Linked DNA regions of Homo sapiens: region 2 is linked to region 1. A link is an interaction called in ENCODE POLR2A ChIA-PET data of the cell type or tissue named here. Cell type or tissue: B cell. All regions are shown on one strand. Each heading gives the region's core, and the rest is flanking DNA. Links, peaks and the distances in the headings are about the cores only.

Region 1 (4,399 bases), core at 132-4,131:
TGGATTTTCAGGTTTATAACATGGCAGAGTGAATTCTGGCAACACACTGAGTGATGCTTGTCAATGGCCACTATCAGGAATTTAAAACAAGGTAAGTTTGAGAAATTCTCACCGTCTATAGCAGATTAAGGAGATATGATGACTGACTATAATGTGGCATCCTGGAAAGGATCTTGGAACATTAGGTAAAAACTAAAAACATCTGAATAAATATGGACTTTAGTTAATTAATGAATCAATGTATCAATATTGTTTCATTAGCTGTGATGAGTGCACCACAGTACAATGTAAGATGCTAACAACAGAGGGAACTTGGTGCAGGGTATATGGGTACTCTTTGTGCTATCTTTGTAACTTTTCTGTAAATCTAAAACTATTCTAAAATTAAAAGTTTATTTTAAAAAAGCAGATGGCACTCTTATAAAGGTAGGTCAAAACCAGATTTACTTAACCACAGAAATACCTATAATTAAGCATGTTTCACATGCAAATGAGAAATACAGAACCATCCAAAATGTACACTATTGTTGACATCCAAGAAATAGACTGGTCCATTGATTCAAGACTCAAATTTTGTTTTAAATCTATAAAACTAAAGATTACTGGGATAGATGAAAAGGCATCTTTTATGAATTTAAGCCAAGGTTTAGGACCTGTAAACAATGAAGAAAATGGAGAATTAAAACAGGAGGATGTGTTACCATCCATGCTTCTTCAGAGAAAGCAAACTCCTCTGTCTACCTTTCAAGACCTAAGGAAGAAAAACCAAACCAAAACCCAAAAAACTCAGACTCTTCTACCATATGAAATACAAGACACGGTAGGACAGTAGCTTCTAAGGCATATGGACAAATACAATTTGTGAGCTAAATCTTTAAATGGGATGAAGTGACGCTCATGTAATGAACAATTCTTAGGAATGATAAAGCTTCACTGCTGTGAGGCTAAAATGTTTTAGCTGCAAATCATTTTATGATTAGGAATGGTACAAGTACAGGGAATGCCATCTTTCATTTGAGGGACATATTAGAACTAAGATCAAGGATATTAAGGTTCTTACCTCTAGAAATGAACCCCTGCCATTTTCACTAGTGATCTTCCCAACACCAATATAACCCCAAAACTATCATCAGCTGAGGGTTCAGACTAGGCAGTAACCACCTTTTAGAAGCTCTCTAATAGGCAAGCCAGGAGAAATACATTACCTCAACCAACTTCTGAACAGAGAATTCTTATTCACAAAGCTCTTTCATTTTTTTTTTTTTTTGAGACGGAGTCTGGCTCTGTCGCCCAGGCTGGAGTGCAATGGCACGATCTCAGCTCACTGCAATCTCCACCTCCCGGGTTCAAGCGATTCTCCTGCCTCAGTCTCCCAAGTAGCTGGGATTACAGGCATGTGCCACCATGCCTGGCTAATTTTTGTACTTTTAGTAGAGATGGGGTTTCACCATGTTGGCCAGGCTGGTCTTGAACTCCTGACCTCAGGTGATTCACCCACCTCAGGCTCCCAAAGTGCTGGGATTACAGGTGTCAGCCACTGCGCCCAGCCATCTTTTTTTTTTTTTTTTTTTTTTTTTTTTTGAGATGGGGTCTGGCTCTGTGGCCCAGGCTGGAGTGAAGTGACTTGATCTCAGCTCACTGCAACCTCTACCTCCTGGGCTCAAGCAATTTTCCCACCTCAGCCTCCCAAGTAGCTGGGACTACAGGTGCACACCATCACACCCAGCTAGTTTTTTGTATTTTTGGTAGAGACAGGGTTTCATCATGTTGCCCAGGCTGGTCTTGAACTCCTGAGCTCTAGCAATCCATCCGCTTTGGCCTCCCAAAGTGCTGAGATTACAGGCAGGGGCCACCGTGCCTGGCCTCACAAAGCTCTTTGTAAGTACAGTAATTTGTATGCATACAAAAAACTTTCCTTCCCAGACATCTGCAGACAGTCTGACTTTAATGAGTCCCTGTGATGCAACAGAAAGGACAGAACAGGTTCTGATGTTGTTGAAGGTCACATGAGAAAACAGTAGTGCCCCCTGGCTAATCTGCTACAGTCCTGCTCTCTAACTGCTTTTTATTTTTTTTAATTTTTTTTTTTTTTTTTTAGAGGGAGGGCCTAGCTCTGTCGCTCGGGCTGGAATGCAGTGGTGTGATCATATAGCTCACTACAGCCTCGAATTCCTGGACTCAAGCAATCCTCTTGCCTCAGCCTCCCATGTACCTGGGACTACAGGTACATGCCACCACACCCACCTAACTAAAAAAAAATTTTTTTTGTCGAGATGTGGTGTCACTCTACAAAACGGGTTGCCCAGACTGGTCTTAAACTTCTGGCCTCAAGAGATCTTCCTTACTTGGCCTCCCCAAAAGCTGAGATTACAGTCATGAGATACCATGCCCAGACAGGCTTTTTCTTTTTTTTATTTTTGAGACGGAGTCTCGCTCTGTTGCCCAGGCTGGAGTGCAGTGGTGTGATCTCGGCTCACTGCAACCTCTGCCTCCCAGGTTCAAGTGATTCTCCTGCCTCAGCCTCCCGAGTAGCTGGGATTACAGGCACCCACCACCACGCTCGGCTAATTTTTATATTTTTAGTAGAGACAGGGCTTCACCATGTTGGCCAGACTGGTCTCGAACTCCTGACCTTGTGATCCACCCACCTCGGCCTCCCAAAGTGTTGGGATTACAGGCGTGAGCCACCGCGTCCGGCCCAGGCTTTTTCAATCTTACATTTTTTCTTTCTGTCTCAGTCAGTATTATTTATGAGCAATGCTTTGCCTTGCTGGTGGTACTCAGGAATAAAGACTGATGAAAACAAAATGCCGTGTAAGACAAAGCAGCTCATGCTTCCATATTTACCAGCTAGAATCTGGACCTGTGGTATAATGAAGGATTTTAAATCTGCTTCTGGGGTAAAAGTCAATCTGCAAGATGTACTGAAATTTCTGGGATACTCTGATGGTTCATGTAGATAATGATACGGAATTATCTTTGGATTATCTTTTGATTAGCATTAAATATTAACTGTTAAATTGAATATTAAACTTAATTTCAAGAAATGTATGGCACACCTGCAGTGTATGTTTCTGTAGATAGCCCCAGAGGCCCCAGGGTGTTGCATGGTATGGTAATATGATTGGACAACTCTGTACTTCACAAGTTGATAGAACTTTCAGGCTTATTCCATGTACTTTCAATAATATCTTTTTAACTTTATCCCACTGTAATCTGTAAAGCAACATTGCCAACCCTCTTCAAGAACAAGCAGTCTGTTTACAAGCCACCTGAAAGGTCAGTTAGTCTGGAAGAACTGAGACATGGTGCTTTTCCATTCTCACAGGGCATGCATTCCATATCACTTTCAATCAAGTCAACAAATAAATTAAGTGCTTATTAAGTGTATATAAACAAACCCTACATTCTAACTTTCCTGGGTAACAAAAATAAAGAGACCCTCTTCTCAAAAAGCAATACATTTATAACCTATTTCTTAGACCAAGATATTTTAGACTGTCCTTTAAAACACCCAATTTTGTCTACTTATTCAGAGGAAGTAAAAAAATTCCACTCTAGCAAAATAGGGATTTCCAAATGGAAAAATAATTGAAATTTTTTTAAGTGGACTATTCTGGTGAGTTTCTGTATTTACATAAAAAATTTTAGAATAATGACCTAAAATGCTAATATCAACAATATAAATTTAAATAAATGCCAGGGTTGACAGGAATTCTTACTTGCTCCTTTAAAATTTTTCAAAGTGGGTCGGGTGCTGTGGCTCACGCCTGTAATCCCAGCACTTTGGGAGGCCGAGGCGGGTGGATCACAAGGTCAGGAGTTCGAGACCAGCCTGACCAACATGGTGAAACCTCGTCTCTACTAAAAATACAAAAAATTAGCCGGGCACAGTGGTGCGTGCCTGTAATCCCAGCTACTCAGGAGGCTGAGGCAGGAGAATCGCTTGAACCTAAGAGGCCGAGACTACTGTGAGCAGAGATCATGCCACTGCACTCCAGCCTGGGTGACAGAGTGAGACTCTGTCTCAAAAAAAAAAAAATTTTTTTTGAAGTAATCTTGCATATTTGGCTTTTCAACACACACGGTTAGAAGTAAAATAGTATTCAGAAAGGAGTAAAATAGCAAATTGCCAAATAGATTTTCCTGGCATTCAGAAAAATTCAGGTTTAGGCCCCAGTCCCCTACAGGAGCCTGGCCTCATAACATTTTCAGCCCAAGGTCCCACTAATGAAGAAAGTGTTCCCTAACCATGAAGTGTTAGTCAGGAAGCATAAGGCTGGGTGACACCTGAACTATGTACCATTTCTGCCAACACACAACCCAGCAGCTACTGAATATGGACCAAGGGTTCTACCTTCTTCCTCCTCGTCGTCATCGCTGGACTCACTGACATGCA
Region 2 (4,399 bases), core at 311-4,310, 460 kb before region 1:
TACTGGTAAAGATGGGTTTGTGTAAAAATGTAGCTTGAAGAAAATGATGTGTTTTAGTCTACAAAAGTAGACAGGGAACATGGTCTGTTACTAACTTGGGTGAATTTATTCTGGAACCTTTTCTGCTTTAACATTCAAAGGTTGATCCCAGGAGAAAACATTCTACTCCTCAACATGGGTCTTGCCTGATTCATTTACCAACTATGACAGTAAGTACTGATCCATGTAGTCAATGCTTTAAAAAAAACCAGTGACGACAGCCTAGACAGGCTGTTCTTTTTCTTCCTCTCCTTTTTAGTTCATTTTTGTTGATTTTGATGGAAATCTCTATTTTGAGGGAAAGAAATATATTTGCTTACTGTAATCAGATGTTTTTTGAGCCAGTGCATTAGATGTTTTCATGGTTATATCAATTTTAGTTTTATGTAATATCAAATAGATTTAAGTATTACATACATGTATATATACATATGAAATCTATCTGTAAATTATAAACTAATAATAGAATAAACATATGGGAAAACCACTTTCAACAACTTAAGAATCAGAACATTACCAGTAACTGTCTTCTTTCCTCCAGGGGTAATCATTCTCCTAAATTTGTGACTTCTTTGCCTTTAAAAACTTTTATCTTTTTTAATCGATATATCATAGTTGTACATTTTTTGGAGTAAATGTGGTATAAAAAAAGTTGACTGGGCACAGTGGCTCATGCCCGTAATCCCAGCACTTTGGAAGGCTAAGGCGGGCGGATCACCTGAGGTCAGGAGTTCGAAGCCAGCCTGGCCAACATGGTGAAACCCCATCACTACTAAAAATACAAACAATTAGCCGGGCGTGGTGGCAGGTGCCTGTAATTCCAGCGACTCAGGAGGCTGAGGCAGGAGAATCGCTTGTACCTGGGAGGCAGAGGTTGCAGTGAGCCAAGACCACACCATTGCACTCCAGCCTGGGCAACAAGAGTGAAACTCCATCTCAAAAAAAAAAAAAAAAAAAAGTTTTGCCACATATGGCATATGTTGTTTTGTTTAGTTTTGCTGGTTGGGGGTTTTATAAAAATAACATACTATTTTAGTCTTCTGTGACCAGCTCTTTTCTCTCAATATTGTGTTTCTGGGATTCACTCACATTGCTGCATGTAGCAATATAGTTCATTCCTTTTCATTGTTGTGTAATAGACAATTGTGTTAATGCTCCACAATTTACTTATCCATATTCCTGGCAATGGGCATTTGAGTTGTCTGCAGTTTTTTGCTCTTGTGAATTATGAACATTCTACATTTCTCCAGGTATGTATGTCAAAGAGTTACACTACAGGGCATTGGTTTCCAAACTTTAAAAAACTGTAATATGTTTTATACACACATATTTTACAGGTACCATAAATACTTTACATCACAACTGTACACACATGGTGCACACATATGTGAAACCAACAATTTATGAAACAAAACTTACTCTTTTTTCTTTTTTTTCACTCCAGCACTCAAGTTGGAGTGCAGTGGTACAATCACAAGGCTCACAGCAGCCTCCACCTCCCAGGCTTACGTGATCCTCCCATCTCAGCCTCCCAAGAAGCTGGAACTACAAGCATGCACCACCATGCCCAGCTAATTTTTGTATTTTTTGTAGAGACAAGGTTTCACCATGTTGCCCAGGCTGGTAAAACTTACTCTTACTATACTAAGTTTTTCCACTCTACTGAATTTTATTTTGTTTGTTTAAAAAAAAAAAAGTTGGTTGAGGCCAGAAGCAGCAGTTCACATCTATAATCCTAGTGCTTCAGGAGGCCAAGGCAGGAGTATCACTTGAGGCCAGAAGTTCAAGACCAGCCTGGGCTGGGCGCGGTGGCTCACGCCTGTAATCCCAGCACTTTGGGAGGCCAAGGCGGGGGGATCACGAGGTCAGGAGATTGAGACCATCGAGACCATCCTGGCTAACACAGTGAAACCCCGTCTCTACTAAAAAATACAAAAAATTAGCCGGGTGTGGTGGTGGGCACCTGTAGTCCCAGCTACTCGGGAGGCTGAGGCAGGAGAATGGCGTGAATGCAGGAGGCGGAGCTTGCAGTGGGCCAAGATCGTGCCACTGCACTCCAGCCTGGGCGACCCAGCGAGACTCCGTCTCAAAAAAAAAAAAAGACCAGCCTGGGCAACACAGTGAAACCCCATCTCCACAAAAATAAAAAAAAGTTAGCTAGGCTTGGCTTAATGGTGTGTGCCTGTAGTTCCAGCTACTCAGGAGGCTGAGGTAGGAGGATTGCTTGAGCCCAGGAGTTGGAAGCTGCAGTGAGCTATGATTGCACCACTGCACTCCAGTCTGGGTGATAGAGCAAGACCCTGTCTCTGAAGAGAAAAAAAAGGTTGTACCACCAAATTGTAGATGTTTGAAAACACCCAGATCTAGAATACTATACCCAGGAGTGAAACTGCTAGGTCCTGGTTATATGCATGTTTGCCTTTACAACAAAATGACACATTGTTTATACCAAACTGTTTATAAAAATTTACATGCTCATTAGGAATGTGAAATAATTCCTGTAGTTTCACATCCTCTCCCACACTTGGTATCATCAGCATTCTTAATTTTTGCTAATCTGGTAGATGTAAAAGAATATCTCGCTGCATCTGCATTTGCAATTACCTGAGGAATAATTAGCTGGCAGAACTTTTTTTTCTTTTCCCCTGTTTGAAACAGGGTCTCACTCTGTCACCCAGCTGGAGTGCAGTGGCTCACTCAGCCTTGACTTCCTTCTCAGCTCACTGCAGTCTTGACTTCCTGAGCCCAAAAGATCCTCCTACCTCAGCTTCCCCAGTAGCTGGGACTACAAGTACATGCCACCACACCTGGCTATTTTTAAAATTTTTTTTATACAGACAAGGTCTTGCTATGTTTTTCGGCTGGAGTCAAACTCCTGGCCTCAAGCAACCCTCTGGTCTTGACCTCTCAAAGCGCTGAGATTACAGGTGTGAGCCACTATGCCCAGTCAGCTTGAATATGTTTTGGATCTATTCACACACTTTGTGAAATACCTATTCATGTTTTTTGCTCACTTTTTCTATTGGATTTTTTTTTTTTTTTTTTTTTAGACGGAGTCTCATTCTGTTGCCCAGGCTGGGGTGCAATGGCACAATCTTGGCTTACTGCAACCTCTGCCTCCTGGGTTCAAGCGATTCTCCTGCCTCAGCCTCCCGAGTACCTGGGATTACAGACACCCACCACCACAACCGACTAGTTTTTGTCTTTTTAGTAGAGACGGGGTTTCACCATGTTGGCCAGGCTGGTCTCGATCTTCTGACCTCAAGTGATCCACCCACCTCAGCCTTTCAAAGTGCTGGGATTACAGGCATGAGCCACCGTGCCTGGCTCTGTTGGAATTTTTACAAGGCACCTGTTGGAGAATTTGCATCACATTCTATGGCATTTTGTGTATGTAATTCAGGCATAAATTGGAAGATTATTCCTTTGGGGAGGGATTAAGAGTCAAGAAACTTGATTTGGTCTGACCGGGTATAGGAGGAAAACTGTGGCCCCATTTTTTGTTTTAGCCTTGTATTTCCTCTTGTCAGGAATCAACCTGTGTCGGGAATACTCCCCTCTCTTAGCTAGGCCTGGTACTTTTTTTTTTCTTTTTTGAGGCTACAACAGCTGCTGAAGACAGTAGCAAGGAGAGTGTCAACCATTCTTCATTGATGCTGCTTCAATATGAACAGCGGCCCTGCTCCCCATTTCCTGCCTCATTTCTCTTTGACCTCAACTGAGTATCTTACTCCTTTGCCCGTCTGGCACTGGGATTATGGGCTCCTGAATGCTCTGGAGCTCCTTTTAATGTCATTCATAATTTAATCTTGAGCTGCAATTCTGGGTCTTTTGGTTCACACACCTCATTCTTCCTGCATATTTCACTATAAGTAGAGAGAAAAATGCTGGTCACTGGGTGCTGGTGGTAGCCATGCTCTGACCAGGGAGCCCCTGTTCATGCCTTTTGTCCAGGTCCCTGCAGTGCTGTCCTGTGGCTGTCTCTGGGCCAGGGTGGGCCTTTTCCCACCAGTGCTTTTGGTAGCAGTGCATTCCATGCAACCGCTTCACAAAGTAGATGATATTTTTCCAGGGTAACCATGTTATAATTGGGGTTTGTGTTATTAACTAAATCAATCATAATATAAAGCCAATCCAATATCATAAAAATAAAAATCAAGTGACACACAAGCCTCTGTAATAATTATGACCCAGATTAGGAGTACAGCTCATATCTGACACTGGTATGATCTGGAGCATGATTTCATCATCATCGTGTTCATAGGTGGCCCTAGTTTTGCTTTGATGAATCATCCTTGGTGGTAGCATTGGGCTCTACTTCCCATATCTAAAATTGGGTTCCTTGGAACCCAACTCTTCT

What was found. ChIA-PET counts read pairs that join two places held together with the same protein. Peaks named below come from ENCODE experiments on the same cell type or tissue, not always from the same donor. Only the 100,000 strongest peaks of a DNase experiment are listed, where the experiment ranks them.
Region 2: POLR2A ChIA-PET joins it to region 1 with 5 read pairs; 1 of 35 experiments calls an interaction of 5 or more read pairs at or near these places.

Annotation. Positions count from the first base shown.
Region 1 is chr1:226,147,978-226,152,376 of GRCh38, forward strand. It overlaps ACBD3 (acyl-CoA binding domain containing 3), which reads right to left. Exons shown (of 8, transcript NM_022735.4): 7 at 4,358-4,399. It overlaps ACBD3-AS1 (ACBD3 antisense RNA 1), which reads left to right and starts at 26. Exons shown (of 2, transcript NR_146443.1): 1 at 26-91. In B cell, for the core only: no CTCF peak of the experiment used is centred there; a DNase peak (open chromatin) is centred at 1,974; H3K27ac peaks cover 1,326 bases.
Region 2 is chr1:225,685,793-225,690,191 of GRCh38, forward strand. No RefSeq gene overlaps it. Among named protein-coding and RNA genes, the nearest start is that of ENAH, 35 kb to the left of the region's middle. In B cell, for the core only: no CTCF peak of the experiment used is centred there; a DNase peak (open chromatin) is centred at 2,749.